Linked DNA regions of Homo sapiens: region 2 is linked to region 1. Evidence: chromatin contacts called from ENCODE POLR2A ChIA-PET data. All regions are on one chromosome and are shown on one strand. The core of a region is the stretch at or near the end of the contact, and the rest is flanking DNA. Distances in the headings are between cores, read along the strand shown. Region 1 holds the start of AFF2 (ALF transcription elongation factor 2). Region 2 overlaps AFF2 (ALF transcription elongation factor 2).

What was found. ChIA-PET counts read pairs that join two places held with the same protein, here RNA polymerase II (POLR2A).
Region 2: POLR2A ChIA-PET joins it to region 1 with 18 read pairs in T-cell. The contact joins the enhancer-like site here to the promoter of AFF2 in region 1. POLR2A ChIA-PET finds 5 or more read pairs at or near these places in 2 of 52 experiments (H1 and T-cell).

Annotation. Positions count from the first base shown.
Region 1 is chrX:148,499,359-148,501,876 of GRCh38, forward strand. It overlaps AFF2 (ALF transcription elongation factor 2), which reads left to right and starts at 1,259. Exons shown (of 21, transcript NM_002025.4): 1 at 1,259-1,786. The coding sequence starts at 1,740. RefSeq lists an enhancer at 1,919-2,518.
Region 2 is chrX:148,646,536-148,649,053 of GRCh38, forward strand. The region is part of intron 1 of AFF2 (ALF transcription elongation factor 2); the gene reads left to right. Among named protein-coding and RNA genes, the nearest start is that of AFF2, 150 kb to the left of the region's middle. Within about 2 kb of position 1,261, at least 2 of the 41 ENCODE cell types and tissues checked have a DNase peak (open chromatin) inside an H3K27ac peak, as active enhancers do.

The DNA of each region.
Region 1 (2,518 bases), core at 9-2,508:
GTAGAAGCATATTCAAATAGAAGGGAGAATGTCAGAGAAGTATGAGCCAGAGGGCTGCTGGGTGTTTTATGGAGAAACTGAGGCCCAGATAAGTGACTTGCTTGGAGTCACACACAGAGCTACCGGCACCCTGCTCTGTCAGGGCTCAGTCTGCTGTCCTTCCCAAGAGAGTTCTAGCCTTAGGATTTGAAAAATGTGCCAATACTATTCCCTCTGTATAACGACACGAAGAAGGCAAATTACATGCCTAGGACTCCAGAATGCTCATGTCCTGAAATGCCAGAAAGCGGTCCCGCCCCTTCCCACAGACCTTTCTCTGCACGGAGGCCAGGGAACCTTTCCCTCCAGGGAATTGGCTAAAGGGATCCACTCCTTCCTGGATCAGAGGTGGAGGTTGAAGGGAGTAGGAGGCTCGGTTAAACCCTCCACGTGCAGAAAGAGAATTTCAGGCCAGAAGGGAGACGGGCAGCCGGTGCGTGGGATACTGGGCACACACCCAGTGGTTTTCCCATTTCTCAGAGGAGGAGCTAGCAGAAGTCTTTTGCTCAAGGCACCTGGTGACCGTGCGAGGAAAGTGACAGTGGAACCCAGTTTAACAGTATCCTAACCCCGAACTCAAGGACCACGCAAGGGCAGTCATTTGTTCCTATCCTTGCTGCCCACTGAATCCAGGGCCTATAGCTCGCTGACCTACTAGGTGCGCGCCTAAAGGCATGCCTGGAGGGCCTGGGTGCGGGCACGTGGAGCCACGGGGCTGGTGAAGGTGACCGCCTTCTCCTTCCTGGACCCGCGTGCTACGCACTACAGACCTGAGGGATGCTCAGGCCCGCAAAGTTTGCTCCACTACTCGGGGGCTCAAGGAGCTGTGCTTGAGGTGGCAGGGGGCGACCTTCAACCCCACGGCTGTTTGTGCTGTCTTTTCTAGTTCAAAACTAATTCCCAGTGGTGGGGGTGGGCTGGGCTTCAGAGAGGGGTCCCATTCCCGAAGCCCGCGTCCTGGTCCCGCCAGCCCACCTCCTGTATCCCTGCCACGGCCCCTGCGTCCCGGGTCCGGGTCCGGGTCCTCAGCTCTGTGGCCGCTCCCACTAGCTGATTTTGACAGTGGGGGGTGGGAGAGGGTTCCCGAAAGGCAGGGGCGGGCGCGGCGAGCCCCTGCCAGATCCGGGGATGATAACGTGCCTGCTCCATGTCGCGGCTTCTAGCTGTCCAGGCTCCGCCCCCTGTGAGTGTGTAAGTGTGTGATGCTGCCGCGGCCGCCGCCGCCGCCTGTGCAGCCGCTGCCGCCGCCGCCGCCGCCGCCGCCGCCGCCGCCGCCGCCGCCGCCGCTGCCGCCCCGGCTGCCGCGCCGCGCCGCTGCCTCTGCCCCGGCCGCCCCCGCCGCCGCTGCCGCCGCCGGCCCGCAGCCAGCCAGGCGGGCGGCCCAGCCCGCCTGAGCCCGCAGCGGCTGCCGCCGCAGCGTCGGGTCGCTGGGTGCGCGGGCTACCGCGGACCGAGCGGACCCGAGTGGGCGACCAGGCGCTTGCCCGCCCAGTGCCACTGCCGCCGCTTCCTCGCCGGAGCACAGGACCAGACACCTCCAGCGCCCGCTGCTGCTGCCGATGCGGCCCGGACACTTTTAGCTGGGCGGGAGGGCTGGAGAGCCGGGGGCCGCCGAGAACCGCCAGCGAGCTGTGCCGAGAGCCGCGCCGACCCGCTGCGATCAGGGACAGGCGCCCGCCCGCCGCCGCCGCCTGGCCGCTATGGATCTATTCGACTTTTTCAGAGACTGGGACTTGGAGCAGCAGTGGTAGGTGTTGATTTTTGCCTTCTCCTTTGATGAGCGAGTCTCCTGGCGAAGTCTGAGGTTTTCGCCTTTGTTAAGAGGAGCTGAAGCTGTCGTGGGGGGCGCCCCGGACTCCCTCCCACTTGCTCTCAGCCACCTCTGGCCCCGGCCGCGCTGACTCCTAGGTCGGATGCCGGGGTGGGGGGAGGTGCGGGAAGAGGGAGGGATGCGGACCCGAAAGCGTCGCTTTGCGCTCCAAGTCTAAAGAGTTGCATTTGGCTCACATCGAATTCGGTGCCGCCCGAGGGCTGAACCGCACGACCTCCCAGGAGCTTTTCTCTCGGAGCGGCTTGCCGGTCTGGCCTCCTTGAGCCCCGGATGCCGCCCGCCCGAAATGTCTCAACTTTCCAGGTGCCCAACGCCCGCGGCGGGCCATGGGGGAAAGGCAACGGCCAGGTGCGGCCAGCAGCCCTCTGCTTCCTTGGTGGCCACCGCCCCCGCTGCCGCCACCTCCATCCCTGCGCTGCGCGGCGCGCACACCTTTCCTTCTGCCGACTCAGCCCAAGTTCCCTGCACTCCCGGGTGGAGCAGCGGCTTTGGGGGCCACCACTCAGGGGACCTTGGTTCGAGGCCGACTTCGGCGCTTGGCTTTCAAGACTGAGGGTTTTCGGAGTTGGCCCCCCAAATCCGCAGCTCTGATGTCAATGCACATTTAATTACCGGATGGACCCCCTTCGGCCTCCCACTGGGAGGCAG
Region 2 (2,518 bases), core at 11-2,510, 150 kb after region 1:
GGACCTCTGGACTATTGATGTCTACATAATTTTACAAACCACAGATTTAAAGGAAAATCAAAAACAAATTGGAATGATCAGATGGGCAGCTGTCTAGAGCTAAAAACTTGTGTGTTTCTCACCTTTTCATTCTCTTCTTGATTATTTTTCATGAGAGACAGTGTTTGCAGGGAGATAGTTCATTTGCTGAAGAGAGTGGTGGTATGCTGAGTTCCTCATGAGTCCTGACATTAAATATGGCTGAGGAGGTTCTACTGGTTTTAGAAATTCCTTTCCAAGGCCACTTACCTTCTATTCTTTTGCACACCTCCAGATCCAAGGTTCTTGTGTTTTTACTCTATATGTGTAAAATAATGATGGCCTGTTTTGAGCTGCTTTTATAGTTTTGAATTTAGCACTTTACATAATGTGGGTTAAGTTTGAAGGTATTGGATAGCAGAGATTTTCTTTTCTTAACAAAAAGAAGTTATGTAGAGATTAGATCAGTGTCAAATTCAAAATAGGACTCGGTATAGAAAAAGTATCACCTGACACTCTGGAACATATAACATGGATAAATATCTACACATGTTATAGAAGGCAGGGATTCATTCAGAAGAACCACAGGAAGTGAGTGATAGCTTATGTTTGTCCTTTGAGTGGATTAAATATGTATTTTTATGCTTTTGCAAAGATATTAGCCAAATAAAGGTGTTTACTGTAGTTGGACTGGAAAACAAGTGAGGCTGAATTATTTACCTTCATGTACACCATTACTACAGTAAATCATATATTAGCAGTATTTTAAAACAAATTTATCATTTTAAAATATCAATTTTTTATTCCCCAAGTGGCTTTGTAAAATAACCAAATTAGGTAAACAATGAGTATTAGCTTCATGAAATATATGAACCAAATGGACTGAAACTGGTTTTTACTCTCCCTCGCCCAGCCTCTTCCCCACAGATGCAGTTAATTTTTATAATCCCTTTAGGGTCTGTACATTTTGATATAAGGAAACTAGTGGTTTATCTATACTCGAATCTAAATTAAATCCCTAAAGTTTTTCCCTACTGCCAATTTCTAATAAAATGCAGTCCTAAGGAAAGGTGACCAATGGAGTGCATGTGAAACTCATCTTCATTCTGAAGTGTGATGGAAACACAGGAGGCAGAAGGGACAAACCATGTTGCTTGGGAATGTGAAAGCCTGAGTTCCAGCCTCCTAGTTCTCTGACAAACCCGCTGTGAGGCCCATTACCTTACCTTAGTTCTATTTCCTCATCTGTAAAATGAGGGCACTGCAACTAGATGATTGCTAAACTCTCTTCCTGTTATAAACAGTCTCTGTTGTAAAAGACTAGCCTGCATTGTCAGCCTGTGTGGGCTACCACTGTGCGCTAATGAAGACGGCATAATTGAACTTTCTAGATCTCACGGAATCTACATGTGCCCTGCATTTTATTGTCCCACCAATGAACCTGAGGCTTTTAATGAGCAAAATGAGAGTTATCTACATACAAGATAAGGTTCAAGTGTCTGAGAGAAGGAGAAGGCTAGGAGAAGATACTACATGTACTTGAAGATGGAAGAAACAGATTCAGATCTTCCTTTGCCACTAGCTTGATGACGGCTTGAGACAGCTCCCTCTGTTCATTTTTGGAGGGCCTTAGTTTCCTCTTTTGTAAATGAGGGCAGTTCCTCTGTTTGTGGTGGCTAGGGAAGCACACAGGTGGGTGAAATCACAGCTAATATAAAAATCCTGGGCTGGGTGCAGTGGCTCATGCCTGTAATCCCAGCACTTTGGGAGGCCGAGACGGGTGGATCACCTGAGGTCAGGAGTTGGAGACCAGCCTGGTCAACATGGCAAAACCCTACCTCTACTAAAAATACAAAAAATTAGCCAGGCGTGGTGGCTGGTGCCTGTAATCCCAGCTACTTGGGAGGCTGAGGCAGGAGAATCGCTTGAACCTGGGAGGTGGATGTTGCAGTGAGCTGAGATTGCGCCATTGCACTCCAGCCTGGTCGACAAGAGGGAAAACTCCGTCAAAAAAAAAAAAAAAAAAAAAAAAGAAAAGAAAAAAAATCCTATGATAGAGAGAAGCTTCTCACCATCATGCCTTACACCAAGGTGATTAACAAAGTAGTTAAATGGAACTTGTTCTTCTTTCTGACCTTTTCCAGTCAGCTAGCGTGGATATCAATGAAATAGCGATTCCAAAAAGGTAACCTGGAGAGAGAGAAACCTAAGGCCTTTGGTTAATTCATAGTAAATTTGGTTTTGAGTGGTCAGTTTTTATATTATCATAATGTGACCAATTTTATTATATCCAGGAGAAAAAAGTTGGAAAAATATCCTAACTTGCTAAGAGTGATGAATCCTTGAGTTGAGATTTTTGGCTTAACTTCTCAGTATGAACATGGGTTTTCATGCTGATTGATAGGATCAATTCATCCTGTCTTCATCACAGAATAAACTTGAATTGTTCATACCGATGATATGATGATTAATTCAGGTTTTTGGCTTGAGCATTTCTTTG